Regions from separate parts of the Homo sapiens genome. Here region 1 is linked to region 2. Evidence: chromatin loops called from intact Hi-C (ENCODE). Cell type or tissue: CD14-positive monocyte. All regions are shown on one strand. Each heading gives the region's core, and the rest is flanking DNA. Links, peaks and the distances in the headings are about the cores only.

Evidence for each region. Hi-C counts contacts between places; a loop is a spot of excess contacts. Peaks named below come from ENCODE experiments on the same cell type or tissue, not always from the same donor. Only the 100,000 strongest peaks of a DNase experiment are listed, where the experiment ranks them.
Region 1: a loop joins it to region 2, with 1.8 times the contacts of the local background. A loop is called at or near these places in 4 of 110 quality-filtered maps.

The regions. Positions count from the first base shown.
Region 1 is chr4:81,604,987-81,621,713 of GRCh38, reverse strand. No RefSeq gene overlaps it. Among named protein-coding and RNA genes, the nearest start is that of RASGEF1B, 140 kb to the right of the region's middle. In CD14-positive monocyte, for the core only: no CTCF peak of the experiment used is centred there; no DNase peak of the experiment used is centred there.
Region 2 is chr4:81,552,856-81,569,582 of GRCh38, reverse strand. No RefSeq gene overlaps it. Among named protein-coding and RNA genes, the nearest start is that of RASGEF1B, 89 kb to the right of the region's middle. RefSeq lists an enhancer at 6,879-7,048. In CD14-positive monocyte, for the core only: no CTCF peak of the experiment used is centred there; DNase peaks (open chromatin) are centred at 4,252 and 7,292; H3K4me3 peaks cover 336 bases; H3K27ac peaks cover 2,593 bases.

The sequences.
Region 1 (16,727 bases), core at 2,780-10,779, 52 kb before region 2:
GAAGTAGCAGCTGGTGTGCATGTGGCTGCTAAACACTCACATCAGCCTAAACTGCAAAAATAGAAAGTACCAACACCAAAAATTAGCTTTGCATTTGGATGGAGGGCACAGTTTTCACTTCTCTTTAAGGCTGATTAATTATACAATTTACATGTAGCAATCACTTGTAAATTATAAGCAGCAGGCAACAGATGATACTGTAACTGTCGCTCAATAGTAATTTTTAGAGAGAGGCTTTCAAAATAGAATTGGTTTATCAAACAATGTAATTAAACAGGCTTCAAAAAGAAAATATTTAAACTCTCCTTATTGCCCTACTTTACCCTTTCCTATTTGGCCGAGGGAAGTCCTTTCTTAGGGGTTGTAACTATTGATTTCCAGGTGGATTCCAATGTTGCCCTTTGATGTAACATGACTTTATAGGTGCTACATGATATGCAAAAATGACCTTAGTGTGTTCCAAATCTAGTAAGTTTTAAAATTTTTCTTTTTTATGTCATCTATGTTTTTAAAATCATAGAAACTTAAAAAGCGAATTGAGGGAGATCTCATCCAAGGAAAAAATCTTATCAGGGGTCATGAACCAGTAAAACTTTATGCCAATCAAACATCAAAAATCATTACCAACATAACAACAGCAACAAAGCCAAACATGTTTCCACACTAGCTAACCAATTGAAATATACCAATACTACAATATATAAAATTCCTACAGGTTAAATTTATACAGTATTTTGATAAGCTGATTCAAATTTTGTATTTAACTATGAGAATGAAATAAAAATATAACAGCAAACAAAATTATATTTCTCCTGTACTCTACACTCACCCTGAGAAAAGCAGCATCTTTAAAAAAAAAAAGACTTGAGTGTAGATGGTGAAGAAATGTATGGTTTTCTTGTGACTTAGCAGCATTCTGACCTGTAATGTGTTAGGGATGCAAAATCGTTTATGATTATTAGTTAGCATTATTACCTAAGACTGTTTTGAGTTAAATTGGAATGCAGTATCAGCAGCTGGCAGTGAATGAAGAATATTCACAAACAATTTGTCATGCACTCCACTCCCTGGAATGTTCCATCTTTCTCATGACACACCTACCCTCTTGCCTAGGATGCTCCACACAGACACTGGAAAAAAATAACCCTGGAACATAGCTAGTGATGTTTGAAGTTGTTGACAGTTAACAGAATATGCTCTAAATACCCTTTATAAATAAATCAACTCTTTCTTGGGTTTAAAAATAATCTATATCATTGTGGTATATTGGTGAACAGCAGAGTCTTTGGAGCCAGACAATCTTGGGTTTAATTTAAATCCTTCCTTTGTCACTACTTGTAGTTGATCTTAACTAAGTTATTTGAACTTATTAGATGTGAGTTTCCTAATCTAAATAAATGTGAATCATACCTGTTTCATAGGGTTTTGCCTAACATAGTAGCTTGCATAAAATTGGCAAGTTAGAATGATTAACTGAGATGATTTCTGGCTATCCACCTGTCTGTTTCTCTCTGTCTCTGTCTCTGTCTGTCTCTCTCTCTCTCTCTGTCTCTCTGTCTCTCTCTCTCTGTCTCTCTCTCTCTCTCTGTCTCTCTCTCTCTCATCTATCTAGGGATGTATGTGTGTGTAAACATGTGAATACAGTATCTGCTTGGCAAGAAGTCAATACAAGATGTTACATAATGGCCTTAGGGCCTTTCTTCTTGCTATTCTCAATCTGTAATTCTTCTCTCCACATTTTTCAGCTGTCTTGTAAAGTTCTTATTTGCAAGCGACAGAATCCAGCTCTGGGTAATATTAAGAGAAAAGTAAATGCAGATGTTCAGGCTCACCTAGTGTCATTCATGAAGGAGGTAGTGTAAATTTGGTATTCCAGAAACATACTGCTGGAGGTAGTGTAAATTTGGTATTTCAGAAAGTTGGTAAAACCACTTTAGAAAACTTTTGGCATTGTCTGTATTGGATACATTCAGAGTCTATGATCTAGCAAGTCTATTCACATTTACAAACACCATAGAAAAATGTATATATGTGTACCAAAAGGTATAGACAAGGATACTTATAGCTGCATTGTTTGTAACAGCTTCAAACTGAAAACAATACAATGTCCATCAATAGTGAAATGGATAAATTGTGATATGTTCACACAATGCAATGCTACCCAACAATGAAAGTGAGTGAATGAGAGCCATACACAATGGCATGATGAATCTCAGAAACCTAATATCAAGTAAAAGATTGCAGATCCAAAGAATAAATCCTGTATAATTTCATTTGTGTAAAGTTCAAGAACAGGGGGAGAAAAATGATGGTTTTAGAAATCAGGATAGTGCCTTCCTTTGGAGTAATGACTCATAGGAGATGTGGAAGAGTTTCCACCAAGATAGGGTCTTGGTTGGCCTTCAGGTTGCTGAGCAGGAGGCCACTTGCCCCAGGGAAGGTAGAGATAGTATCTCTGTCCTCGTTGGCCCAAGAGGTCTGGGAAGGCATAGACTGCCTTGCTTGGAGATGTGAGAGGAAAGTCAGTCCCACTAAGGGATATGAGATGATTCCTTGTCCTGAAACATGCCCTATGTGTGCTTTAAAAATTTTTACCTTTCATAATAAAATTTCAAATAAAAATGTCATTGGCATTCATCCTCTCTACTAAAATAAATATTACTATCAATTTCTTTTTGTTTCTGAGAGGGAGAAGCTAGCATTTGTGTGGTACTTTACATTCTAGTTTGAAAGTCATGCTCATATGCTTTATCTCATGGAGTATTGCTTTGAGAACGAAACCAAAGTCAAGAATGCCTCTGCCACTGTGTCTTACCAGAATGGCCATTCCCAATAAAACTATGAGCTGATTAGGGCAGGTAAGAGAAATGGTAGTAGGGTTTTTATTTCTTTTTAAAAAATCAGAGAGAAAAAAAGTCTCAAACCCAGATCTGATGCTGAGTTTTGTGCTCTTCAATCCGAATGAAGTTTGGATAATGGATCACATTTTCTAATAAATAAAACAGCTAGTTTAACAATTAAAAAGTAAATGAGGCCAGGCACAGTGGCTCATGCCTGAAATACCAGCACTTTGGAAGGCCAAGGTGGAAGGATTGCTTGAGCCTGGGAGTTCGAGACCAGCCTGGCCAACATAATGAGACTCTGTCTCTACCAAAAGAAAAAAAAATAAATAGCTAGTTGTGGTGGCACGCACCTGTGGTCCCAGCTACTTGGGAGGCTGTGGTGGGAGGATCACTTGAGCTCAGGATGTTGAGGCTGTAGTGAGTCTTGTTTGTGCCATTGTACTCCAGCCAGAGCAACAGAGTAAGGCTCTGTCTGAAAGTGAGCACACAATGCTGTGGGATGAACTCTACAGCAGGTGCTGCCCTGGGCACATCCACATAGGAGTCACCTCTAGTCTTATTCTAAAGTCAGCCCAGGGAGGGCTCTCCTGTTATCAAGAGAAGCACATCTATTGATAGGTCCATAACTGCTTTTGTAAAACACTATTTTCATTCCTAAGAATTATAATCATAATGAAATACCTAAAATAATGTTAATTACATAGACAGTACTTTTAGGAGTATTTATTTGCTTGCCCCATTAGACTGGAGATCAAAATGGAAAGGCCTACTTTTGGCTTATAAATCACTGTGGTGTAAAACATGTAATCAGGGAAAACCAAGACCCAGTCATAGAGCAGATGCAATCTGGGGTGCCCCACTGCACCTGCCCTCTCAATTGCAGTCACTGGTTACTCCTGTCTCCTCTATTTCCTACCAAAACCTGATTTTAAAAGTTTATTCTCCCTCAGCCACTTTCTCCTTAGTGTGAATAAAAACCAATGTGCCATCTCTCCCAGGGAATTTTGCACATTAAGCCTTTTGCTAATTATTCATCACAGAATGAGCATCTCCCCGCACCTCACCATCAAGAAAGTTCAGGTTCAGGTAATCAATGGGTGGGGCATCTTTAACCTTTGCACTTATAATTGCCCCACCTGTCTACTTCCTGAGTGAATTATGCCAATGGATTATCACTCCATTTGGCATGTCATCTGCCAACTTGCCCCACTTAATTTCTAGTAACACAGAAATTTTTAGGAAGACTAGTTAAGGTCTATATTTTTTGGAAATGTTACTACTATATATGCTTCTTAGAAATATTAGTGTAATTCTGAGCAATCTTTTAGCTTCAAGGAGATTACGGTATCTTCCACACTATGTTCAGAGCTGTTTGTCTTACAAGAGTTAGTAAAAAAAAAAAAAAAAAAAAAAGTGAATCCAAGAGTCACTATAAGAAAGATGTAAGATTATCAGCCAAAATTCATATGCTTGTGAAACAGAGAAAGCCCTGAAAATGGGAGAACAAAGGCTTATTCTCTTTTCCTTAAAAGTTACATGTAACTATAAAGATGCATGGATATTTCTTGTTTTTTATTATTTTAGCATTTCATAGAATTTATGCAAATATTGATTGATATAATCTTTGAGAACAGAAATTTTGTTTGTCCGTATAGTCTCAGAATCCAAAGCTTAACTTCAGCCTGTAGTTAGAGTATTGACAGGTGCATGGACCACATGAAGCTCCTGAGTTTTTAGACAGATTGTTTTTGGTGATTTTGGAATCCAATTTGACTATCTCTGTCACTTGTATTTTACCTGAGCTCCTGATTTAGGAAAAGTGCTGCAATGTATCAAGTACAGTTTGTCATAGGACTCTAGCATTAAGATACATTTCACTTAGATGGCCATGAATGCCAAGGCAATTATATAGACGAACCAGTTTTTAAAACTGAATTTTGTCAATTACTTTTTTTTGTTGTTGAGACAAAGTCTCATTCTGTCGGCCAGGCTGGAATGCAGTGGCGGGATCTTGGCTCACCGCAACCTCTGCCTCCCGGGTTCAAGTGATTCTCCTGCCTCAGCCTCCTGAGTAGCTGGGACTACAAGCACGTGCCACCATGCCTGGCTAATTTTTGTATTTTTAGTAGAGACAGGGTTTCGCCATGTTGGCCAGGCTGGTCTTGAACTCCTGACCTCAGGTGATCCACCTGCCTTGGCCTCCCTAAGTGCTGGGATTACAGGCATGAGCCACTGCGTCTGGCACAGTTACTTTTTTCACTGCTCACCAACAGGATTGATGATTGTCTTGCCTGTGCTTTGGTGTCTAGAAATGCTTTCCCTTTCAACAGAGCTGGCTTCATTAATTGCAAGGCCCCTTGCAAAATGTAAATGCAGAATCCTTTGTCCAAAAAGAAGGGAAAAAAATGTCATTCAACATACTGAAATGTAAAGTGCTTTTTTTTCTTCTGTAGTCTCTCTCTCAAGTTGTCATGGTGTTTTTTTAATTTGCTATTTGTTGTCATTCTAAGAAAAATCAAAATTTAAATTAATATGAATTTTATCATTCATCTTTATATTGTACAATGTCAGCTTTGAATGTAAATGTAAGAACATTTAATTCATATCCAGAATCACTGAAATTATACAATTTACATTTTGTAGCTCATACATGCATATGTATTTCATTCTTACCAGAATAGTGGACGTGCTGTACAACTGACTCAACAGTGTTTATTACACTTCTTGATACACGTAGATTCTACCAACACTTTCTACTTTTGGCTAATATTGATGAGTAAATAAAGACTAAAAGGAAAAGGACTATATATTTCCTTATCATTTTTTACCTTCTATGTCACTGTTTTCAGCATAAGTGACTAATACAATAAAGCAACATAAATTAAAAAGTATATGATAAGGTTCCTTGGTTGTTTGTATTTCTTATAACACCACTGCTTTCCTATTGCCTACGAAGCAAGTTCTGGTTCAAGTGGAAAGCATGATCTCTTGGAGTTGTCAGCATCCTTGTTTACTCAGTTGAAGATACCACCTTGTACTTGCTTTGAGTCTTCCTGAACTCCCACACATTGTGATTTCACTGGAATTGTATGCTTACAGGACACTGCGCACACTATATTCAAATGGGGTGGCAAGTAGCAACAGACATGCACGTGGTACTCACCCCTCTGCTCATGTGCATCCTCCATTGTTCCATCCACCTTCACTTATAAAGCCAAGTTTAAGAATACAGTTATTAAGAATTTTTAAATGGCAACAACATAGCATTATACCAAGTGGGGGCCCAGCTGAGGACCAAGTTCAGTGCTATTGTGCTGATCAAGCATTCACAGAGCTGGTGAATGAACTATTGCAATGGTAACTTGTTGCCAAAATGTCATCCAGAAGGGCATCCTAGTATAATTTATTTATATCTGCATTATTTATTCACACCACCTGTGCACATTTTGTTCTTTTGACATGGAACAAAAGCAGCATACCTTATTCTAAAAGATGAAACCCTGCCTTGCCCATCAATATACAGGTTTTTTTGCCTTTGATAGGTACCTTTCCTTGCCCATTCTCCACCCAAACTCTAAAGGCACCTTCATGCTGTTCTTTTATTTTTTATTTTTTGGACCACAAAGACACAAGACTAACATGGATCTGAATACATGAGGAAGATGAAGTGAGGGCATTCACTAAGCACAGGCATAGAGCCAAGTCATATAAAAGAAAACTTGAATTTTGTTCTACAGTTAGTTGTGGGAAACTGACTGATTCTCCTGAATCTGACCTCTTTGTAAACTCAGATCCCATCATCTTGTTTTAGCTCCCAGGATCCTGCCTGATCTCTGGGCTTCCAGCCTCCCAGCCTCAGACTGTTTTTTTGTTTTCTTTTGGGTTTTTTTTTTTTTTTTTTTTTTTTAGTTTTGCTCTTTTTGCCCAGGCTGGAATGCAGTGGTGTGATCTCGGCTCACTGCCAGCTCCGCCTCCCAGATTCAAGCAATTCTCCTGCCTCAGCCTCCCAAGTAGCTGGGATTACAGACATGTGCCACCACACCTGGCTAATTTTTGTATTTTTAGTAGAAACGGGGTTTCACCATATTGGTCAGGATGGTCTCAAACTCCTGACCTCCAGTGATCTGCCCACCTCGGCCTCCCAAAGTGCTGGGATTACAGGTGTGAGCCACCACACGCAGCCTCAGACTCTTCTAATACATTCTTTACCATGACACCAATGTGATCCTTATAGGGCACATAGTCATCCAGACGTTCCTTGCCTAAAATATTTTTCTTGCTCTCCCTTGCTCTTAATTATCTTCATGATAATTAAGGTCCTTCATGGTTTAGCCCTGTCCAACTCTCCAACTTCCTACGTATCCTATGATCTTTCAGACAATGTGCAATTACTCAAATGTTTGCTCTCTCTTTCCTTTCTATTTGTGTATTTACCCACTGCCTAAAAAATTTTACTCTCTTTTCTTTGCCTGCCCCTCTCTTACTTGTCTTTTAAGAATTATCTTAGGAATCCATCCTTTTCTTTCTTTAACTATTCACTTTTTATTCAAGAAGTATTTGTTGAGTACCTGTGATAGGCCAGGTGCTGTGCAACAGTTTTGGGATATAGTGATGGACAAGAACAGAAAAGCCCCTGACCCGGGGGAAGCTGAGAGTCATCCGTGGTGGAGACAGATCATATATGCTTTCTCTTGAAAAGTCACGCGAATACGTGTACCAAAAAAAAAATGCCCAAATTAATTAAAATTACGATAAGGGTCACAAAGGAGAAATGTTTTCTGGAATTAGAGCATAGAAGCAAGTCAATATAACCCAGTGGAAATTACAGTTGAGCTGGATACTAAAGGGAAGATTGGATTAATTTAGAAAGGAAAGTGAAGAGTTGGATGCCAGGAGGTGGATCTGTGTTTTTGTTGTTGTTGTTGTTGTTTGTTTGTTTGTTTTTTTATTGGAAGAGAGAAGAGCATAAGGAGAGGTTCTGGGACAAGAGAGAACTTGATATTCAAGGTGCTAAAAGAAGGAGGAAAATGGTGCAATATAAATTGGAGAGGTAGGAAGAGGCCTGGCCAAGAAGGACCTTCTAAACCAAAGTGAAATTTTAGTCTGTATCTAAGAGCAGTGGGAAACTTCTGAAGTGTTTGGTTTAAAGGGGAGGAGAACAGAGTGGAAGGATCACACTTCAAAATTTTTTAAAGAGCTCTCTCAGCCATCATATCGAGAACAGATCTGAGGGGAGCAAGAATGGAAAATCTTCCACATTTCCAAGGAAGAGTTGTTTATGAGGGAAAGTAGAAAGAAGTGGGAGTTACCACTTCTATAAAGATTTATTGATTTCCCTAACCCTTACCCCCTCTACCTTCAACTCTGGATTAGAACTTCGTTCCTGTGTTCCAGTGGAACCCTGTGTTTATTTCATTTAATCTACACAACAACCTCGCCCAATGGTCATTAGTAGTATCTCCACTTGGTGTATGAGAAAGTTTAAGGTTTGGAAAGGTGTAGCAACATGCCCAAGTCTCTGCGAGTAGTAGATGGTAGAGCCAAGACCAATGAGAAGGGGAGATGAAGGCATGAGAAGGAACAGAGGGATAAATAAGTATAGTGTATGCATGGGAGACAGTAGAAAATTTTAGCTGTAACAAAAAGTTAAAGTTGAGATAGGAAGACAGATTAAGGCCAAAATGTAGTGCAAAATGTACACAAAGAATAAGGCATTTAAAAGCAGAGCTCAAAGGTGGTGAATGCTGTTTGTGCCTTTTGGTTCTGAGCGATACCCTAACCTAAATTAACTGTCTCTCCTTGCCTGTCATCCGCACTCTTACCATGTCCTTCCCTTTTCCTGTAATCCTAGCAAGATTCTATACTCTTTGGTGCACTTCCTCGCTCCTCTGCTTCCTAGAAACGTGCCAGTAATCTAGCTCCACTTCCATTTCCAACCAATGGATAAGTTCCCATGATTTCTTCAGTCTGTCCCCTCCTCTCTAGTCTTTCTGCTACTTTGCTAGTGCCGATATCCAGACATTAGCCTACCTTTCCTTGTTGTGGTACCAGCAGCCTAAATAGTTGCCTGGTTTGCAGTCTTTTGTCCCCTCAAACACATCCTCCTCTCCACGAAGGAAATCCACTGAAACATTGTTAAAAGAATCTTGTGGTTCTTGCCTTGCAACATCTCTCACCAACCCAGTCTCACTTGGGAAGATCTAACAGCACCAGATTATTTGTGGTTCACAAAAAAACTATTTTTAACTGCTTTTATAAAAAGCAGTTCTTTTTATTCCATACCTCTTTTCTTGCACTCGTGAGATTTCCTCCTCCTTAAACAGCATACATCTCTTTTCATATCCTCAGACCTGCCATCCTCTCCCACCCCACACCACTTTATTGTCACCTAACTTTTATTCTGTCCCCTTATACTCAGCTCCAGGGTCATCTCCTCCTGGAAGCCTCCCAGCAACAGGGGGTTCCTTTGTGTTAGATGCTCCTCCTTTTGCTCCCCCTGCATCTTCTGCATACCTCTAGCCTTAATATGTACCACTTCTTTTAAATAGAATTTGTTCACCTCTTTCCCCAACTACACTTTGGGGAGCTCCTTGAGGGTAAGGCATAAGATATCTCCAGTGCCTGCTCAGCACTGCCATGCAGAACCCCACCCCTTCAGATGTCTGCATCTGATTTGTCACTGGTCACTGCAACACCCTCTCCCCAGTTCATTGGAAAACCTTTCCTACACTGACTACCTTCTGCCCCGAGTTGTTTTCACCCATATTGAAGCCCTTTTTTTTTTTTTTTTTTTTTTTTCCCCTAGGATGCCTTGTATTCGTTGGCTAGGGCTACCATAATATAGTACCACAGTCTGGGGATCTCAAGCAATAGAATTATTTCCCCTCATATTTCTGAAGGCTAAAAGTCTGACATCAAGGCATGGGCTGTATTGGTTCCTTCTGAAGCCTTGCAGATGGGTGTTCTTTTCGCCAAGTCTTCACATGGTCTTTCCTCTGTACATATCTGTACGCTAATCTCCCCTTCTTATGAGGACACCAGTCAGATTGGATTAGGGCCCACCCTAATGACCTCATTTTAACTAATTACCTCTTCAAAGACCCTACATCCAAATACAGTCATATTAATATTTGTCATATTCTGAGGTACTAAGAGTTAAGACATATGAACTTGGAGGGAAAGTAATTTAACCCATAAAATGCCTCTTACCCGTTAATACCTTTCCCCAAACCTGCTGCCAGTCTCAAGCAGCTCCCACCTGCAGAGATGCAGGTTACAGCGTCCCTGCCTCCCTCTTTCCCTGTTATTGAAAGCACTCTTATGAGCTGTTTGCATTTGGACTCCCTAGTTCTGGGATTTTGTTTATGAAGTTGACCTCCAGTGATATATGGGAACTAAGGAAAATTATTTCTTCTTCTATGTGATGCTTTCACATGTCTGAATAGATGACTTCCTATTTTCATTTCCCTTCTTATTTTTCCAAACGCCTATAGAATCTAGAGTTTATATCATACAAGTGAATAGACTATTGTGCGCTGTAATATCACATGTCATGGTTTGACATTCCAAAGAGATGCATAAAAGATTGTTGATTGTTTTCAGACAAATAAAGAAGATTGGATCTTCCTTTTTATAACAAATAAAATAAAATATAAATTATATACTATACTTTTTATTGCTGAAGAAATGAGCCACAAAGAAGTTACATGTCAAGTAAGTGTCAAAGCCAGTTTTCAAATTCAGGTCTTCAGACTGCAAAGCCAACAATGTGCTTTTCACTATATCATTATCTTATTTATAAGGAACTTAGAAGCAGACATAAATGTATTTCATAAGCACTTACTTTTATAAGCCTATGCTTATTTTATTAACTCGATTACTTTTTAAAAATATTTAAAATATTTGTTCATTGTTGAAACTTTCATTGTATGTTTTATTTTAAAAAAATTTATATTTATAATTATGGTTTATAATAGAAAAGTATTGGATATGTTTACAATTTAAAAGTAAACATACTCATTTAAACTAACAAACTTCTAAATAATCTATTTTGTACCTTTTATAATTTTTATAATTGTTGTGCTTTTTATTTAAGCATTTAAAAAATAATTTCAACTTTTAGTTTTAGGGGTACATGTGCAGGTTTGATACATGGGTGTATTGCATGATGCTGAAGTTTGGGGTAAGAATGACCTTATCACCCAGGTAGTAAGCATAGTACCCCATACGTAGTTTTCCAGCCTCTGCCCTCCTTGCACTCTCCCCACTCTGGTAGTCCCCAGTGTTGGTTGTTTCCATCTTTATTTCCATGAGTACCTAATGTTTAGCTCCGACTTGTAAGTGAGAACATGTGGTATTTGGTTTTCTGTTCCTGTGTTAATTCGTTTAGGATAATGGCCTCCAGCTGCATTCATGTTGCTGCAAAGGACATGATTTCATTCTTTTTATGGCTGTGTAGTATTCCATGGTGTATATGTACCGCATTTCCTTTATCCAGGCAGCTGTTGGCAGGCACCCAAGTTCATCGCAAGTCTTTGCTATTGTGAATAATGCTGCAATGAATGTATGTGTTCATGTGTCTTTTTAGTAGAATCATTTATTTTCCTTTGGATATAGACTCAGTAAGGGATTACTGGGTTGAATGGTAGTTCTGTTTTAAGTTCTTTGAGAAATCTCCAATCTGCTTTCCACAGTGGCTGAACTAATTTACATTCCCAACAACAGTATATAAGTGTTCCCTTTTCCCCACAGCCCTGTCAGCACTTGTTGTTTATTGACTTTTTAATAATAGCCATCTGACTGTTGTGAGTTGGTATCTCTTCGTGGTTTTGATTTACATTTCTCTGATGATTAGTGATGCTGAACATTTTGTCACATGTTTGTCGGTCACTTGTATGTCTTCTTTTGAGAAGTGTCTGTTCCTGTCTTTTATCTACTTTTTAATGGGGTTATTCAGTTTTTGATTATTGAATCAAGTTTTTTAAAGATTCTGGATATTAGAACTCTGTCAGATAGTTTGTGAGTCTTTTCTCTCATTCTCTAGGTTGTCTGTTTACTCTGTTGATAGTTTCATTTGTTGTGCAGAAGCTCTTTAGTTTAATTAGGCCCCACTTGTCAATTTTTGCTTTTGTTGCAATTGCTTTTAAGGACTTAGTCATGAAGTCTTTGCCAAGGTCAATGTCCAGAATGGTGTTTACTAGGTTTTCTTCTAGGATTCTTATAGTTTGAGGTCTTACATTTAAATATTTAACCCATATTGAGTTTTGTATATGGTGAAAGATAGGGTCCAGTTTCATTCTTCTGCATATGGCTAGCCAGTTATCCCAGCACCATTTATTGAATAGGGAATCCTTTCCCTATTACTTATTTTTGTCAGTTTTATCGAAGATCAGATGTTCATAGGTGTGCAGCTTTATTTCTGAGTTCTCTGTTCTGTTCCACTGGTCTGTTTATATTTCTGTTTTTGTACTAATACCATGCTCTTTTGGTTACTGTAGCCATACATCATAGTTTGAAGTTGGGTAAGGTGATGCCTCCAGCTTTGTTCTTTTTGCTTAGAATTTCCTTGGCTATGCAGGCTCTTGTTTGGTTCCATATGAATTTTAGGATAATTTTTTTTCTATTCCTGCAAAAAATTGTTAGACATTGTTAGTTTGATAGGAATAGCATTAAATCTGTAGATTGCTTTGGGCGGTATGGCCATTTTAATAATATTGATTCTTGAAATCCATAAGCGTGAAATGTTTTTCCATTTGTGCCATCCATGATGGCACATGATGGCACATGATTTATTTCAGCAGTGTTTCGTAGTTCTCCTTGTAGAGATCTTTCACCATCTTGGTTAGATGTATTCCTAGGTATTTTACTAAATTTTGTGGCTATTGTAAATGGGATTGTGTTCTTGATCTGGCTCTCAGCTTGAACATTATTGCTGTATAGAAATAGTACTGATTTTTGTACATTCATTTTGTAGCCTAAAACTTTACTGAAGTCACTTATCAGTTGTAGAAGCCTTTTGGTAGAGTCTTTAGGTTTTTCTAGGCATAGAACCATATTGTCAGCAAAGAGAGATAATTTGACTTGTTCTTTTCCTATTTGTATGACTTTTATTTCTTTATATTATCTGATTTCTCTGGTTAGGACTTCCAGTACTATGTTGAAAAAGAGTGGTGAGAGTGGGCATCCTTGTCTTGTTCCTATTCCTAAGGGGAATATTTCTAGCTTATTTACATTTCTATAAATTTTTATATTACTTATAAATAAATATTTTTATATAAAATTCTTATAAAATTAGCAAGGAGCTAAGTTACAGTACTTAGAAAATATTTGCTGATTGACAATAGGTGAGGAAATCTATTTATTAAATTATAATAGAGATTCAGTGATACCTGCTATTCTACTCTGAAGAAGGCACCAGGGAAGACTAACAAGAAAATATTTTTTATTAACATGAAAAATAATAGTAGCACTTATTATGTAAGTTTATTTGCTGGACTGAATTTTAAAGTCCTCCAAGCAAGCCTATGATATAGGTACTATTCCATTTTACATTTGAGGAAACTGAGGCTTAGCAAGGCTCATTAACTTATTCACGGTCTCAAAGGTAGTAAGCTATGGAGCTGACATATTTCCGACCCCATGCTCACTGTCTCACTGTGACACAAGCTGAAGAAATTACAGGATAGAGACATAGTCAGCGATTACTCATTGAAACCAGGAACATATTGGGTACAGGCACTTGAAGCCAGTGAAGCTCATAAAAGGGACATTGGTCATCTGACACTGAGTTACTTCACCTCTGTGGTGTTTAGTTCTAACTTATAAATATGAGGCTGATGATGGCAGTTCCTCAGGGATTTGCTGTTAAGCAAAAAAGAGTTGGATGTGTGTGTGTACATACATATGTACTATATCTCTAAATACATATATATGGTACATATATATGTACTATACCTCTAATATATATACATATATAGTACACATGTACATATGTATATATGTATAAATATATAGTACATATGCGTGTATATTAGAGATAGCTGTATAAACCAGTTCAATCCTCTTGAAAAGCAATAATTGGATAGTAAATAAAAAGAGCCATAAAAATGTCTATATTTTTGGCCTGGAAATCCTACTTCTAGAAATATATTCTAAGAAATGATTCAAAAGGCAAAAAAAAAAAGAGCATATGTAATTACAGGGAGAAAATGGAAATGATAAAAATATATATCAAGATACAAAATACATTATAGTCTATGCTGATGGAACATTGTATAGTCACTAAATATTACAACTCTAGAGACTATGCAACGAGACAAAATATGTAATATGTGATGCTATGTGGATACAAGAGGTTAATACAAAGTGGTGTTCTAGCTTAATACACATGTGTTTGGATAAAGCCTGGCAGAAAACTCCAAGATATGTGAGTATGGTGAAGGGAATGTGGTGTCTTCTTTCAGAAGTCCCATTAATGTGGAGTGTTTCTTGTTTTAATGTTCTTTGTAATTGTAGCCTGGTGGTAAGTACAGGTGGTGCTGAAGATGCATGAAACATGGGGAAGGAAGGTAACCGCACAAGGGACATTTTAAAAATCAGCATGTAAAACAACCAGGAAATAGAAATTTAAAGGCAAAAATTTAGCAGAGCATTCAAGGGAAATGGGTACTGAGGGAGGTGCTGAAGAATACATTAGCAGGTCAGGCTCTAACAAGATCCTGCCAAAAAAAACTGGAAACCCAGAATGCTTGTGAGTTTGTTCTCCCCTGTGACCTTCTTTCTGCTGGCAAGCCCGTGATAATAGCCCAAAAGGAAGGAAGAAAGTGTAGCAGTATGTACAGTTTACCTAAGTTCACCAAAAACTGTACTCGACTGTAGAAAAGGGAGGAAGTCTGGTCAAGCCTGAGTGAGTCAACATTTAATCGCCCTCCACCCAGTTCTCCTCCCTTCCCAAGGCCACCTCAGCTTTATGTCTGTGTGCTTGACCCTTCCAAGGGAGGAACTCCAGCTGTGAGGGGAGGGACCAGCCCAAATCCCTATTGGTTGGTCTCAACAACCAGGTTGAGGGGCCAGAGAGAGCATGGACCAGGACAGTGGTGATGATCTACATCACATCCCCTTTTAGGAATTTTCTTTTTCCTCTGTTTCCTCTGAGTATTTGAAAGGTCACAGCTCTCTCCATATCCTAGGCCCCAGAAAGAGCCCGTAGCCTTTGAGCAGTGTGAGGAGCAACCAAAGTGCTTTGTCATCAGTTTGTTGAAAGCTCTCTACCGATGCAAGGTACAGTTATTTTTGCTCCTTAAATAATGAGTGACAGGATGAGGTTGGAGATGGGAATGGCAATCTTTAAGGTAGAATCTGCTTCCATCTCAAAACAGAACACACCGTTACTACCCTTGAGGTGAGGGGAGGAGGAGCAGGCATTGGATGGATGTGAACATCCTTGTTTTATATGGAGTATAAAATCAAGACTTCTGTGAGAGGAGGCATTCTTTCAGAACTATTAGGATAATTTGGGCTGCCTGGTGACTCAGCCTTAAGCAGATGCCACTTGGTCTGATCCCACTGCTCAATCAACTAGCTGAGCTTGCCAGATGATCCTCACATCTTTATTTCTTAAAAACCTTGATTATCGCTTTCCTTTTGCACCAGAAGTTGCTCTTATATTTCAGGCATCAGGATAAACACTGAAGGTAGTAATTACAGTTCAAGGCCTTAACAACTTCTTTGGTCTCCTTTTAGGGGTCCAATCTGGAAAGATAACACCAGATACCTTTCACATAGAGATTTCTGAGAAGTTCTGTAGCTTTTTGGAGTTCTGTAGCTCTGAAGTTGTTATGGGAAGAAGATAAGGGGACAATTACCCTCATTTTCCAGAGATCTGGAGAGGATGGCTGGTTTGCCTGAGGCTTCAACAACTTTTCTGTAATTCCCTGCTAGTCTCCTTATTCCAAGTCCATCCTCAGCGTCCACACCCCCACATTCAGCAAATGGTGAGTTAGTGTGAAACACTGTTAAGCATCAGTCACCCAGACTGTGTGTGTGTACATACATATGCACCATATCTCTAATACATATAATACATATATACATAGTACATACAAAACCCTGTAGGTGGGAAAAGCCTGAAATGAGGATGGGGGATAGGAAAAGGGAAATGCTATTTAATAATAACTATATGTCCCTCATTGTTCTGTGTTTTGCATATGAACCCACTGTTTCAGAAGTTCCCTTTTATGTGTGGCCCAGACTTACGTTTTTCCACCAAATAAATAATTTATAAGTAAGAAATCTATGCTTTGCAACTGCTGGGTTGTTTTGGTCTTAGGTATACCCAGTGTAAATGTATCAGGGGAATGTTTGGTCTAAAGAAAATCAGGCTGCATAACACCTTAAGAAAGCTAGTTACATGTTGCCATAGCAACTGGAGGAGCCTCAGAGTGAAGGGCAGAGTTCTTCAGATTCATCTACTGCCTCTGCAGATTGACTTCCTTGAAACAGAATCATGTTTCACAATCATCGATACTGAACAGTTATTTTCATTTTTAAAAAGTTACAACCTTAAGTTGATATATTTTGGCTTTTTCTCTGGTACCATTCAGTATCTTTTTACCTTTGGAAGGTGGGAGTTGGTAATGGTATCCTTTGAAACTTTCATTCATGCATTCACTAATATAGTTGGGACCTGTGCCAGTGGGGTTTGATGGTAATTACTCTTTGATGGCTGGAACATGACCTGTGAAATGAGTTGCTGGTCTCACTTTAACTCCTAATGGACAGAAATCCGTGTCTCTCAGAACCCAACTATAACGCTTGTTTTCAGGCCCCGGGAAGAAGTTAGCAATTTGAATGGCTTCTCCTGAGGGTAAACTATAGGGTCTGTTC
Region 2 (16,727 bases), core at 3,120-11,119:
TATAGTGGAGTAACATTTTTCTTGAAAAAATGACTGACAGATAAAATGACAGAACTGAGTATTTGAAAGATACTTTCTCAAAAATAAATGAAGTGAACTTGCCAATTCAAGGAAAGCAATGGTCCATATTTCTTGACAATGGTACAATTTGAGCTTTCAAAGGAAAATTAGAACTTTGAAAAGCGGGCTGTCACAGTGGCTCACTGTAATCCCAGCACTTTGGGAAGCCAAGGTTGGCAGATCACTTGAGGTCAGGAGTTCCAGACCAGCCTGGCCACCATGGCGAAACCCTGTCTCTACTAAAAATACAAAAATTAGCTGGGCATGGTGGCATGCACTTGTAGTCCCAGCTACTCGGGAGGCTGAGGCAGGAGAATCACTTGAACCCAGGAGGCAATGGTTACAGTGAGCTGAGATCGTGTCATTGCACTCCAGCCTGGGTGACAGAGCCAGACGTCTCAAAAAAAAAAGAATTTTTTTTGCAAAGTATGTATCTGCCCCTATGAACTTGACAAAATCCCAATATTTAATAACTTTCTGGGAAGATTGGTGTTGATATTAATATAATTTTGTAGTATCATATAAAATATGTCAACATTTGAAATAAATGGTTAATGCATGATGCTATAAAATCATATATGGGTAAATGATTCATTCAAAGTGTAAGATAGCTCAATAGAATTTAATATAACAAAGTAGGAAAAGTTTATTGAGGTAGCTTCAAATTCTGTAATGCAACTAATCTTTAAGAAACTACCGGCTGGGGGCAGTGGCTCACGCCTGTAATCCCAGCACTTTGGGAGGCCAAGGTGGGAGGATCACGAGGTCAGAAGTTTGTGACCGGCCTGGTCAATGTGGTGAAACCCTATCTCTACTAAAAATATAAAAGTTAGCTGGGCGTGGTGGCATGCTCCTGTAGTCCTAGCTACTCAGGAGGCTGAGGCAGGAGAATCGCTTGAACCCGGGAGGCGGAAGTTGCAGTGAGCTAAGATCGTGCCACTGCACTCTAGCCTGGGCGACGGAGCGAGACTCTGTCTCAAAAAAAAAAAAAAAAAAAAAAAAAGAAGAAGAAGAGGAAAGAAACTACCACTTTGGCAGGGCTCAGTGGTTCATGTCTGTTATCCTAGCATTTTGGGAGGCTGAGATGGGAGGATCACTTGAGCACAGGAGCTCAAGACTAGTCTCATTAACATACTGAGACCCTGCCTCTTCAAAAGTTTTAAAAAATTATCCAGGCATGGTAGCACGCAACTGTAATCCCAGCTACTTGGGAAGCTTGAGGCAGGAGGATGGCTTGAGCCCAGGAGTTCCAGGCTGCAGTGAGCTATGATAACACTACTGCACTCCAGCCTGGGAGACAAGAGTGAGAGCTGTCTCTGAAACAAAAACAAAAACAAAAAACAAAAAACTACCACTTTGAGTTTCAGTGTAGTTGGAGAAGAACATTTGCAATTATCTAAAAAGCCTATTAAAATACTCCTCCCGGCGGAGCATGGTGGCTCACCCCTGTAAATCCTAGCACTTTGGGAGGCCAAGGCAAGTGGATCACTTGAGGTCAGGAATTTGAAACCAGCCTGACCAACATGGCAAAACCCCTTCTCTACTGAAAATACAAAAATAGGCATGATGACACATGCCTCTAATCCCAGCTACTCAGGAGGCTGAGGCAGGAGAATCGCTTGAACCTGGGAGGCGGAGGTTGCAGTGAGCTGAGACTGCGCTACTGCACCCCAGCCTGAGTGAGACTACGTCTCAAAAAAAAAAAAAAAAAAACTCCTCCCTTTTCTACTTCCATATCTGTGTTAGGCCAGATTTACTGCAACCAAAACATTATCTGCAACAGATTTAATGCAGAAGCAAATATGAGAATTCAATTATCCTCAATTAGGCCAAACATTAAAGAGAGTTACAAATTTTATAAAGTAATGCCATTTTTTTCTCACTAAATCTTTTTATTCTGAAAAATATATTAATTTTAATTTTCACCAAAAGTGTATTGTTTATATTAATATGCGAGGGGCTTATAAATAGATTAACTTTTAATTAATATATTTTTAAATGTATCATGATTAATTTCTGATACATAGAGATAGATAGATAGATAGATAGATCTATCTCTTTGGGATCTTTAGTAATTTTTAAGAATATAAAGTTTTCAGAGACCAAAAATGTTTAGAATTGCTGAGTTATGGTATATTGATAATATGGAGTTCTCAAAAGGGGGAAGGGTGGAAGTGGGGTAAGGGTTAAAAACTTACCTATTGGGTACAGTATTCACTATCTGGGTGATGGGTATGCTAGAAACCCAAACCTCACCATTATGCATTATATCCATGTAAGAAACCATTATGCATTATATCCATGTAAGAAACCATTATGCATTATATCCATGTAAGAAACCTGCACATGAATCCCCTGAATCTCTAAAAAAGTGGGGGTGCTATGCAATCATGGAAAAGAGTGAAGTAGATTTATATGTGCTTATGTGAAATTTATTCCATCCTGTATCGTTATGTGAATGAAGCAAGTTGCATTATAATATGTATAGTATGCTTCCATTTGTATAAAAAGGGGAGAATAAACATATAGAGAAACATAGTTATATATACATATTATTTATGTGCATGTTATATAAACATACATATACACATTATTATTATGAATGAACTGTGTTTACATTTGGAAAAGTGGCCTAGGATTTGGGTACAGGGGAAAATAACTTCATGGTATATCCTTTTCTATTTTTAATTTTTTTTACAATGGATTTATGCTATTAAAATTAATAATTTTAAAAAACAAGAATTATACAAAGAGGTAATAAATTGTCCAATATTTGATTAACATGCTTAGTAGGACAGAATTGGTCATAAACCCTAGAAATATTAACACTGCGTTTACCAACTTTGGCTCATTAACTATTAAAAGAATGTCTCCTTTTCAGTTCACAGTTTCAAATTTTAACTTCAATCATAGCAAATAAGTACTTTTTGTCCTGCTTCCTGTCTTTCTACAAACATTTATGTTTCATTAGTGTTAAGCAATTTTACTGGCAGTGCTTATTTTTGTTAAAATGCAATGGCACAATTTCATAGGGCAGGAAGTGTCTTTCCTTCTCACTGGATTCAGTTTATCGGATGAGGGAAAGGAAGACAAACAGAACATTTAGGACAGAAAAGATAAGGATCACGGGGGCAGAAATTACCAAAAGAATAAGGGGAACAAATGAGAATGAGAAAGGGATGGGTGACATTGGGAGGGGCGTGAGGCCAGAGAGTGAAATGGGACAGAGTGAAGAACAATCTGGAAAGAAATCAGGAGAGGAGGAGGCGGAATTAGTGAAGGGTCAGAGAGCAACTGGCTAGGGAGGAGTGAAAAGGGGAAAGAAAAGCAGAAATTGAAACAAGAAACTGAGTCGAAAACAAAACAAACAGTCTATTGAAGAAAAGTAGCCCCCACAACAAGTGACTGGGGGATTGCTGACCTTGGCTGCAAGAGAAATGGGAATAAAAATCTCCAGACGGAAATTCAGTGGAAACTGAGGAATTGAAGGGGACATGACGCTTGACAAGAGGGCAAATATTTTGATTTAGATGAGACTCTTTCCTTTTAGATATAAATTTGGGGTAGATAGTTTCCAGGTGCCAATGATGGATCTCTCTAGCTTTCTGTCCCCATGTTCCATCTGGGAGGCAGAATGCTAGGGAAGGGGATGCTGTGACAGCTGGGTAAGGAGCAGGAAAGGAAAAAGAAACTCCTGTGATCCGTTATCCTGTGAGGAGAAGAGAGGACAGTGAAAGGGTCCTTTATCCACTGGCTGTGCAGCTGGAGACCGTGTCTGTCCCTCCAGCTGAGCAGCAGCCCAGCCACTTCTGACCCAGACAGTCCCTGACAAACAGCGTTCCACCCACCAGCCTCGGACTGTGGCCAAGGAGCTGTGGGAGGCGGGGACTCAGCAGAGCAACCTCCAGACTAGAAGATGAGGGAAATGGAAATGTTGAGAGAGAAAGGCAAAGAGGGGACTCACATTCACAAAAGTGACACTTTTACACTAGAAAAACTTGAGTACCTAAATGGAGGAAGAAGGATAGGAAGAGGGGCCCTCACTCAAAGGAACAAGTCAAAAATACACCCAACTGGATTTTGACCTAAGGGTTTGCCTATGATTCATTTTAAGGAGTATTATTTATTCTGTGATGATAAAGAATTTGGGGGTTCTGTGTCAGCAGTTTGTCAGTGTTGTTATCATCACCCGGATGCTAGATTGCCCAATTTTAGGACTGAGCTCTGGCAACTGGAACCCAGTTCTCCAGGGTTAGAACTATGTCTAACCCTGATCTGCTCTTTGCAAGCAGCTGGCTGTGCCATAGAAAGGACATCAGCAAGCTCTACCAGGCAACAACAGAACTAGCTGCACAGGAGTAATGTACTGATCTGCCAGCATAAAACATGTGTTAGTCCACAGTGGATGCAAGGATGAACATCCATAGAAAGCAAGGACGGGACAAGCTAGTCACATTCTTGTCTTTTGGTACCATTATGACCTGTCTATATGGTTTCAGTTGGGCAGAAATATTAGCATAATAGCCCTAATATTGGGCTAACACTAAGAAAGAAGCACGTGTTCTCAAGTGATGCAAAAAGTCAGCAGAAGTTTTTTTTTAATTACCCTAAAAATAAGTGATCCTACCAGGAGTGGTGGCTCATGCCTGTAGTTCCAGCACTTTGGGAGGCCGAGGTGGGCGGATCACAAGGTCAGGAGTTTGAGACCCTCCTGGCCAACATAGTGAAACCCTGTCTCTACTAAAAATACAAAAATTAGACTTGCGTGGTGGCGGGCACCTGCAATCCCAGCTACTCGGGAGGCTGAGGCAGGAGAATTGCTTGAACCCGGGAGGTGGAAGTTGCAGTGAGCCAAGATCGTGCCATTGCACTCCAGCCCAGGTGACAGTGCAAGACTCTGTCTCAAAAAAAAAAAAAAAAAAAAGATCCTAAAACAGCTGGGGATGAATCATTCAACATAGTTGATCATTTGTCCCTTGAAACACTAGATTAATTTTATTGTAAGCTTTTTATGTGGAATTATATTAAACAATGTAATTCATTTTTCAGCTTCTTAAAAAGTATATTCTGGTTATATTTTTGCCTTTCTTTATTACTCAGTGTTAACTATTGTTAAAATTTAGTTATTTTCCTCTACAATTATATATTAATGATCTGGGACCTACTGAAGGTTGTAGACTTGTTTGCCCCTATGCCACAATCTGTATATCAACCGGATGCTTCAAGGTTTTCTTTTTATAATTTTCTGTTCCTTTCCTTGTTGCCACACTATCAGTAGCTACTCCACCCCTTCTCAACCCCCATTCAACTTGTTGGCTCTAATCTACTAAAGTCTTGGAAGTCAAATAGCTATGTGTACAAAAATTATGGATAAGGTAACAGGAAATAGGCTCTGAATCAGTACGTGAGCAAAATACCTGAACTTTAGTGTGTCAAATTTGTCAGTTTGTCGGTTTCAGTGTGTTTTGTTTTTGTTTTGTTTTATATTCTCATCTATGATCTCATTAACAGAGACTTCCAGGTGAATTCAGGAAAAATGAAGTACTTTTTAATATAAATTGAGGAAATCCTAGCCAATTGTTGAGCTTTATTGACCACAAACTTGACAGTGGAAATAATATTTGCAGAAAGGAAGGGCAGATTATTTTCTCCAAAATCAAAACATATTTATTACCCTAAAAACTTTAATTTGTGGCTATTTTACAAAATTTTAAAAATAAAAACTTTTTAGATCTCAAAACTTTTACCAAAGATACCCACTCTTAATATTATGGTCTTTCAGAAACTACCATTTAAATGACTGCTGGTTTTCTTTTAAATGGGAGTAATCAGATGGAATTATAGAGCTCATCATTTTGTATATATAGTACAAGTTTGTAACATCTCTACATATCATAAATATTTTTGCTTTGCAACATAATCTCCATTAAGAGCTCAATTATTGCCTAGTATATTGAAAGGGTATATGTCAATGTGTATATTTATTGGTCATTGTACATATCAGTGTATTTAGATTTTTCCACTTATTTTGTGAATTTATGTATTTGATATTTGAACATAATTTTTTTTACCAGATTGTTTTAATTTTGCCTTAATATTTTATTTTCTTTTGTCAGTTTTAACCATATTGTATAAATTATACAAGATAAATTCATTTTTCTAGCAAGATGTATTTTACAAAGATATGAACTAAAAAATAGAATTCATTTGGATGGAAACTTTCTTGACAGCACCCTGTGTGAAAACACTAATCAAAGACATCTGAGGTTGTTTTGTTTACTCAGATGTCAAAAAGTTTTTTCTCTCTCATCTTGCTTATTTTAAACTTTGTCTTCCTTTTCTCATTCGAAATAATGATTTTTAAAAGGCTATTCCTTTTCTGAATCTCCTGTATTCTCCAACCTATAAATAAAATCCTTCGACTCCTTTTGAAGTAGCAGTGATTCAAGCCTTATACTTAAACCAGGTGTATTGTTTTTATATTTATTGGTAATATATTACTTCATGGCATCCAAATGGATAAAGAGAATTTTGTTCACAGAATGTCCATACTAGAGGGAAATCTACTCACCATTGATCTTCCTCACAGATATCTTGAGAAAGAAAATATAGCTTTTATTCCTCTGTTTCTGAAGTACATGGAAACTATAGCAAGGAATTTAAGGTCATATTATATCACTTATTAAATGTATTAGGATTTATTAGTTGTACCCATCTAGCATGATTTTCAGTAAGAGGAGAAACTTCCATGTGGAGACTCAATAATAGATTTAAAATACCTGAGTCAGGTATTACACTTCTCTCAAAGATTTAAGGCATCCTTGAAAAAGAGTCTAAATGCAATAAGTTAGTGTAATATAACCAGTCTGCTGTGGAACACTTTCACCATGTCAGATCTCCCAGTAACAGGTTTTCTGAACTTGGGCTAGTGACAAGCTTACCTAGGCCTCAGTTTCTTCATTTGTAAAATGAAATGATTTGGTTCCATGAGGAGGCTGTAGATAAGCACAAGGTGCTACTCCTGGTTAGAATCTCAAAGAGAGTCAACATTAGAATGTTGATCTGAAAAAGCTGATATAGGAAGAATATTCTTCAGTTATGACATAGACTCCACCATTTATACAGGTTGGAGGGAAAAAATACTTTCTCATTTTCATGATTACAGCTGCTGGTTTCATTTCCTCCTTTGTAGGAACCCCCTGTTTTTACGTACAGGAAGGATGCTTGAAATAGAAGTGAAAGCAGAAACTCCAGGCAATATAGGAAACACCAAGTGAATGTATATGCCTGCAAGGGGACCTAGCTCTTTATCATTCTGAGTAATTTGGAAGGAAAGGTATTTAACAATGTCTGCTTCCTCAAACAATACCTTCCTTAGGTGAATGTACTGCCTAAAAGGTATTAAACATCTGAGTCCAAATTTCAAAGTAGAATTTCCCAAGGAATTTTCTTATAATAGAAATAAATGTTGTCACCTACTATCAGAGGTCAATTGAAATTTTTTGTTATAAATTCCTATCAACTTACTATTAGTAATTAAATAATTAGGGGCCTTTGAGTAGAAAGGCTGTCAAATGAGACTGGCAATACAGATGGCTTGTAAAGAGAACAGAGTCACCAAATACTTCTTAATGAGTAGCTAGTTCAAGGCAATCCAAAGCACCTCTCTATTTTGCCAAGCATGTTTTTGGTATGGTTATGGACATGGTGCTCCTGCAAAGACATTGCCCCAAATTCGGCATCTTTCTACATGGTTGCTTATGCTTCAAGCTGTTTAATAGCCACAGAGCCCTCCAAGGCTGGGCCTAGATTAGCATTTTTGAATCTTTTTTGATTATAACCCACAAAAGAAATGCATCCTAAACCATGATCCAGGACTCCCATATGTGAATGTATGCTTGTACGTATATCTACGCCAGTCAGAACGGTGATTTTTAAAAAGTCAAGAAACGACAGATGGTGGCAAGGTTGTGGAGAAGTATGAGCACTTTTACACTGTTGGTGGGAATGTAACTTAGTTAAACCATTGTGGAAGATGGTGTGGCTATTCCTCAAAGATCTGGAACCAGAAATATCATTTGAACCAACAATTCCATTATTGGGTATATACCCAAAGAAATATAAATCATTCTATTAAGAAGATATATGCATGTGTAAGTTCATTGCAGCACTATTCACAATAGCAAAGACATGGAATCAATAGAAATGCCTATCAATATACTGGATAAGGAAAATGTGATACATATACACCATGGAATACTATGCAGCCGTAAAATAGAATGAGATCATGTCCTTTACAGGGAGGGACATGGATGAAGCTGGAAGCCGTTATCCTCAGCAAACTAACACAGCAACAGAGAACCAAACATGGCATGTTCTCACTCATAAGTGGGAGCTGAACAATAAGAACACATGGACACAGGGAGGGAAACAACACACACTGGGGCCTGTTGGGGGTGGGGTTGGGGGAGGGAGAGCATTAGGAAAAATAGCTAATGCATGCTGGGCTTAAAACCTAGATGACGGGTTGATAGGTGCAGCAGACTTCCATGGCACATGTTTACCTATGTAACAAACCTGTACATCCTGCACATGTACTCCAGAACTAAAAATATAAATTAAAAGAAAAAAAAACAAAGCACATCCAGAAAGAGTGTCAGGAAATGATACTCTTACCAGATAGGATGAGATTTCCTGTTTTAGCGTATGTTGCTTTATTTGTTAAAATGCTGTGATGACCCACTATACTGACGATACAATCAACAAATAGGTTTCAGTCTACAGTTTGAAAAACATTGATCTAAATTAATAATAATTATGATAATAAAAATAGCAACAGTGAATAACAATACAATAAAAAGTTTCAACCAACAGAACCCTGGGCCTTCTTTAGAAGAATTAGTTATCTAAGAGTGACCTTGAGCAGGAGATATAGAGAGACTATCTTATAGTGTACGAGGATTTTCTGAAAATTAATAAAATTGTGACAACTGCTTTGGAGACTCTGTCTCATTCCACTGATTCATCTAAATACTGTTGCTTCAGATGTTAGAAAGATCTACTATATATACTCTGATCTTAACTGGACTTGAGAATTAAAAGAGAATTTAAATGTATAACATATCATAATTTTTTGAGCTGCTAAGAAAGAAAAAAATGCTGCTAATTATGATTGTAAAATCCCATGAATTCTATGACATTTAATAGACATGTTAAAATATGAAAAAACATACTTTTTTTGAAAGCGTTGCTTCTAAAATGAACACTGAACTAAGACTCACTTGGGGGCTCTCCTCAGGCTTTCTGGGTCCCATGTTCTTCCCTTCATAGGAGAAATGGGAGTTTGCTTATCTGTGGGGAAAATTAGCTAGGATTGTATTTTATTAATTTTGTGGAATTTTTTAGAATTATAAATTCAAAAGCCATCCTTAATGACAATCTGGATCCTACCTCCTCATGTTACAGTTGAAGAATCTGATACCCAGAGAGCTGATGTGACTTGCCCCAGTTAACACAACAAAGTAGAGACAAAAATAAGTTTAAAAGAGAAAAGAGGCGAGGTGCGGTGGCTCACGCCTGTAATCCCAACAGTTTGGGAGGCCAAGGCGGGCGGATCATCTGAGGTCAGGAGTTCGAGATTAGCCTGACCAACATGGAAAAACCCCATCTCTACTAAAAATACAAAATTAGCCGGGCGTGTTGGTGCATGCCTGTAATCCCAGCTACTCGGGAGGCTGAGGCAGGAGAATCGCTTGAACCCAAGAGGCAGAGTTTGCAGTGAGCCGAGATGATGCCACTGCACTCCAGCCTGGGCAACAAGAGCGAAATGCGGTCTCAAAAAAAAAAAAAAAAAAAAAAAAACAATAGAAAAGAGAAAAGAAAAAAACATCTAGTTGTCAGACTGGAAAGGAGAAGTGGCAGCCCAGGGAAAATTGGGGCTAGAACCCGAAGCCTCTGCTCCATTTGTTATGTCTCCTCAGCTTTTTTAAAAAAAATAGCCATAGGCTCCTTCCACCCTTTTAATTTAATATTTCCATTCTGTGAAGAGATATAAATTATTGCTGGAAACTCTTTCTCAAACATCGTTTACATGATGACACTAATATTTTTTCCTTCTTAAGAAACTCAGGAACTGCTTTGGTTTCAAACCAATTATTTACTTTCTGTCAGGTGATCAGGATCTTCCACTATCATCTTAATTTGTTTATTTATGGTTTATACCCTACACACTTTCTATAAGAATTAGCTGGATCAGCCTTTCCACCTATTCATCTTAATCCAGTCACACTATCCTATCTACTGTTTCAGTAAATCCCCTGCCATCATCTACATGTGGTGTGAAACTTTCCAGTTCTGTAACTTTACAAATGCTCTTCATTGTTAACTTCTGTTTTCTTGTAAATCCAACATTTATCTATCTCCTTTGGAAAACAATCTTTAATTAACATTGTTTTGTGGTCCATACATGTTTAAACATATTCTACATTCCTTTCATTTTTACTCAACAGTTAACTTGAAAGATGCTAACTGATCTTGGCTTTTATGTATTGTGTTCCCTTAAGGGTACCACTTTTGCACTGCCCTGACTTCAAGGATAATGCTCAATCTACAGCGTTTCCTGACTCATGTGGTCCCTGTCCTCAAGGAGCTAACAATTTAGTAGTAGCACATACTCCCCACTGAGCTACAGGAAGGAATACATGCACAAAACAGCAAAGCTGTGTTCATGCTTATTCATAAATGGTTGGTTCATCACCTCATGAATAGCAGAAGGCACAGAATATTTGGCTAACGAGAGACTCTGACCTCCTCTCCCAACACTCACTATCTGCATCTTAACATTCATCCCATACTTAACTATCTCCAGTTCCTCAAGGATGCTTTGTCACACCTCTGTGCCTTCATTCATAAGCTTATTAGCCTAGAGCACCCCTCACCCCGTTCTTCACCTGGACCAGACATGTCCTTTACAAAATCTCTCAAGAAAGGTTCTTTCTCACCACCACTCTGCCCATGCTCCCTTTCACCATGCGGCCATGAAGTTTGAGTGCCTATGGCCCATCACAGCACTTGTCACTGTATCCTAATTGTCTGCTGACATTTCCCTTCTCAACCAACCTGACAGGTACTTGTGGTAAGGTGCCAAGGATCCTTTGGCACCTCGAATGGTACTGGCAACTATAATCTGTGATCAACTCCCATTATCCCAGAAAAATGAAAAGAAAATAAATTTGATCAAAATGCCATCCCTACCCTTAAAGGGAATGACACTTTGTGAGGTTAGTGAGCAAACAGAACCACAGTTGCTCATCCTAGATATTAGAAGTTATTCTTAGAGTCAGACTGCTCTTCAGAGTTCATTTTTGATGGAGAATACGTCACATAAGCTTGTTAGCCATATTTTAGAAAAAAAATACCATCTTCTAAAAGGTTAGAGCCAGCTGGATTTCTGTTTCAAAGACTCATCAGGTAGCCTTAGAAATGCTCTCTCTCTCTCTCTGTCTCTCTTTAATACTGCAGTAGTTTTATCACTGCCATAATATTTTCCAGGTTGGGTAACTCCTGATATATTGCTGAGCTCATTTTCCCTTGTTTCTTTACCTTTTAAAACTAGTTATATGCATATTATCTTTAATAAAGTTCTATTAATTCATTTCAGTTGACTTTATCCTCTACTATTGCATACACTCCATTGACAATGTTTTCAGAGCCAGGGAAGGGTTCTTCTTAAGGAAGGAGAAGGCAGTTGAAATTTCTTTTCATGTACTCAATGAAAAACCTGAATATCAGTCAATTTGCATTCTGGGATTCATAGTCTAGAGATTCCCTGTGCCTTGAACCACAAAAGAAGCATATCTCTGGACAGATCTTTGGTGGGACCCAAATATGAATCATATTAGAGTATCTAACTGTCCTGCTTTGCTAGAGGTCAGGAAGTTTAACCTAGTAGAAATGAAATGGACTCTGCAGTCATATAAATATCTGCAGAATGCCACATGCATTGTGAGGATGATGCAAAGGGCATCTGAGTCACACAAAGCTTGATTTATCTTCTTCTGCAGTTTGCCACCTGGATAGTGTTGGGCAGTTTATCTCTATACCTCATGGGGTTCTTATGAAATATGTATGCAAAAGAGTACATATAAAGTCTCATAGGTATTTAATGTAAGGTACATATTAAGTGCTTTAAAATGTTGGTTATTGCTAATATCATTTCTAGGCTATTTTATAAAATTGCTACAATATTAAATAATTTTTCAGTAGCATCTCACATTATTCAAAGACTTAAATTTAAAAAACAGCCAATAGCCTATTGGGCTTCAACACCAGCATTGATATTGTAGATTTAGGATTTTTTTATGTTCCTTATTTCATTTTGTTTTGATTTTCATTCAGGAGTGACTGCTGGCTTACCCCGTGCCAAACACTAGTATTGTTAAAAGGTTGAATTGCACATGAATCTAGAATACTGTTATTGATATTCAACAGAGTTCCTTTTGTGTGGAGTCCTTTGTAAAGCTCTCTGGTGGCTTCTTTTGGCTGAATCAATTACTTTCGAAAACTTTATTTATCCAGGAAAAACCTGAACTGGGGAGATGACTTTATTAAATGACTCGTAAATCCAAGAAGCAGCTTCCAAATTATTTTGTCCATGATATGTAGGAAGAGAGCTCTTACAAAGTCAACAGGAAACAAGAGGGATTTGTTCCAGAAAATATAACCATGCCTACTTAGGCCATGAGAGAGTACCTCAAGATTCTGCCTATAGATTCAAGGTTCTGGAGGCAGATTCTGTAAGCAGCAGGTCTATTTAAAAGAGCACAGCATTTTGGAAAGCTCTTCATAATTTAAGGGTAAAGATAGATTACTAAATAGAGAAAATCTAGATATACAAATATTAAAATGTGAAGAGGGGTTGGTGGGATTGCAGGTAGATTTTTTAAATTTATGATTTCTTCTAACTTTAGTAATAAGATAAAAGTCACATAAAAAAGAAAGTGAATGCAGTTCAAAATTTATCAGAATGAAGTTCACAGACCTTTATATCAGTTCCTATCACCTGATATCAAGTCACCTTAGCTACTGATATAACTATGAAATGGGAATTGGATTATATTTAAAGTACCTGGGCTGAAATGCCCCTAGAAATTGCAATATTTGCAGCGATACTCATAAATACCTGGGAGAACAAGATAGATGTCTACGACATTTTTTTTCCTGTTCATGTGGATAACAGCATCTCCCACAGAATATTTTCAAAGGTACTTTTGCCTGGATCACTGAGACCCACATGCGTCCTTTAATACTTCACTTAAAATAGTGGTTAGAAACTGTGATGTTTATTCATTAAAACTGTGATCCTATCATTTAAAAAAAAAGAAGTGTCTGCTTGTTATTGCAAGGAAGTGGCACAGAAGCCTCTTAGTAAATAACTGACTTATCCCAGAGGACTAGGAGAACTGGACAAAAAGAATTTTACAAAAACAAACATATAAGCAAACAAACATATTTATAAAAATTAAGATACACCATATGAAGCAGAAACTTTAAAAAATGAGTAAGCTTGTCTTGCCTTCCAAAGTTAAAAAGGTAGTAATTAGAATTCAGAAAACAAACAATAGAAAAACTCACTGAATAATTCTTACCACCAAAGAACAAAGCCATGCCAAACGTCAGCTCGCAGAACCACACAGAACTCAACTTCTTCCTAAACCAGGAAAGATGAAGGAGATAATATAACAAAGAATGCTTTGTGTCTTAAATTTTGTTTCACTTTCTGGCGGCAAGATAAAAAGTCTCTTTCCCAAAATGAAGCCAAGTGATCTTGAAGGTAAACTCTGTGGGCTAGAAGCCATTCAACATTGAACTTTCAGTTAGACCTCAGTTAAACAAAAACTCCAGGTGAAGAAAGAAAACCCAGAGTCAACTGCCTTGAGAGAGACTGGAATAATTCCACACCTACTGATGGCTGAGCCTCACCCTTTGTTGAGTAAAAGTTTGTGTTGATTGTGGCAAGGGGATCTGCTGGGTATGCCAGGGAAGTGTATGCTTGTTCATTTTTGTATGGTCATTCCTTTCAGGCATGAGTCCTTCATGAGAGACGAAGTAGAGTGTAGGTTTATTATAGGTTTTAGGTCTATTTTTGAAATTGTGTTTGGTGCATTTAATGCAACTGGTAATTGCAAAATCCACCTCACCTGTGTAAGTGAAAAATATGGACTGTTATCTTGTTGGCCCTGTGAAATTCCGCACTTGGTATTTAGTATATACTCTACGTTCATTAGTTGCTTCTGACAAGATGTTCTGCCTTAGCACCCAGTTGCAGTCTTTTCCTTTTCTTTCCTGTTCATTATGCTTTAATGAGGACCATATGAGGGTAGAATATGTTATCTTTTAAAAGTTACGAAAATTTGTATAGGCAAACCATTTTCTTCAATTTGATGGCCAAATGTTAGAATGTTAGTTTTCATATCGTTTATAATCTTGTCACAATTTACTTAATGAAGTTTGGTTAGATTTCAGTGAAAATTATCTTCCACAGTAGTTCCCCCCACCCCCGTGCCCCCCATCCCCAACCCCGGGAAGGGGGCAACCTTACTACAATGAGTAAGTACGGTACAGAATTTCATGCAAATGAGGTGTGCCGGCAGTGTACTAATTTAAACGTATTTAAACAAAAACAAAAAAAAGAATGCACAAACACTGTTACTTAGATCACTGCAGCTTCTAGGACCCAGTTTCTTTTACTGATTTAAAAACAAAACAAAACAGAAAAACCTGTAATATTCAAATGAAGAACTCCTCACTCAAATAAAGTTTTATGATTAGTTGCTACCTCTACCTGCCACTCTAAACACTGCTTGTCTTGCATGGCAAATTATGTTTTGTGAATCATTGATCTGTCTTAGTTATTAATCATTATTTACCCAGAAATCCATGGATAAATAGACCCCACCAGCAGGTGGTTCAAGCAGTGACAGGTAGTAATATTTCTAGTCTTCTCTTTAAAGACTTTTCAGGGTGGGACACAAAAGGAAACTCTCCAAATGGTTAAATAAACATTTAGTTGAACAAAGATTGATTTCTACAATTATAGCAACATCATCCCAACAGAGATAGAGTAAAGTGAAGTTGTATATTGGAATTTTTACACATTATATAACTTTGCAATTCATTTGTTAGAGTAGTAATATGGTTTGGCTCTGTGTCCCCACCCAAATCTCATGTTGAATTGCAATTCCCAATGTTGGGGAAGGGACCTGGTAAGAGGTGATTAGATCATTGGGGCAGATTTCCCCCATGCTTTTCTCATGCTAGTGAGTCAATTCTCACAAGATCTTCAGGTTTAAAAGTGTATGGCACTTCTCCCCACCCCCACAACTTCTTCTCTTCCTCCCCACCCCTCTTTGCTGCTCCGCCATGTTAATATGAGCTTGCTTCCCTTTCACCTTCCACCATGATTGTAAATTTCCTGAGGCCTCCCAGTCATGCTTCCTGTTAAGCCTATGACACTGTGAGTCAATTATACTTCTTTTCTTCATAAATTACCCAGTCTCAGGTAGTTCTTTATAGCAGTGTGAGAATGGACTAATACAAGTGAGCAGAGTATAAACTAGATTGTAGGACTTCATGTAGGTATCCTGTTTGTCAGTATTTATGATACCAGTAACTTTAATTATAATGGAAGGTGTCATTTTTCTCCACGTATCTTTTACTTTTGAAATTCTATGAGCAGAATATTTATTGGTGCAGTCTTTCCCAGATATTTTTAAGCCAAGTAGTATTCCATTTTTCCCCCACAAATATGGTAATTTGATAATTATAAAATCTAGCCCTTATTGAAAAATGTTAATATATGTTATCAATGTTGCTAAATATCTAGCTGTGTGATTTTTGTTTTAAAGATAGATTCTGAATTGTTTGTCAAATAAATATTTAATGAGCATCTGTTATTTGCTAGCTATTGGGAATTCTGATCTCAAGGCATTTCAAATCTAGTAAAGGAAACAAATAAAAGACAATAAAAAATCAATGTGAAAAAGGTGAACTTTAAGCATAAAGAAAATATGCTACAATAAACTTAGCAACTTATTGGCTCATTTTTCTGAAATGTATAAGATTACACTAGCCTCAGGGCCAGTTATATCTAGCGGCTCAAACAATATTATCAGGACCAGGATGTCTTTCTCTCTTTCCAGCTCTTGACTTGGCTTTCTTTGTGCTGGTGTCATTCTTAGGCAGCAGATTGGTTCCAACAGCTCCAAGCTTACTCTCACCAAAACAGAAACCCCAACTCATTAGTTCCTGCAGAAGTCTCCGGGCTGGCTCTAATTAGCCCTTCTTGACTCATGTGACCACTTCTGATACAGACACTGTGGTTCCTGTGATACACCATTGTCATTGGCTGTCTGGTTATATGGACTGAGTTAAGGATTGATACATCTACAAGGAAAAATCAGAGTGCTACTAGCAGGAGAAACAGCAGATGTTTCACCATACATGATCACCAATTATATGAAACAGGAATTCTCATAAACACTAGATTCACTGACTTTTTTGTTTATATCAATTTCTACTTTATACTAAGTGTGTCTGTTCTGTACTTGAATATTGTCTGTAAGGAGAGGTCTATAGCAGATTTCCCAAGAGGGACACACAGAATCACC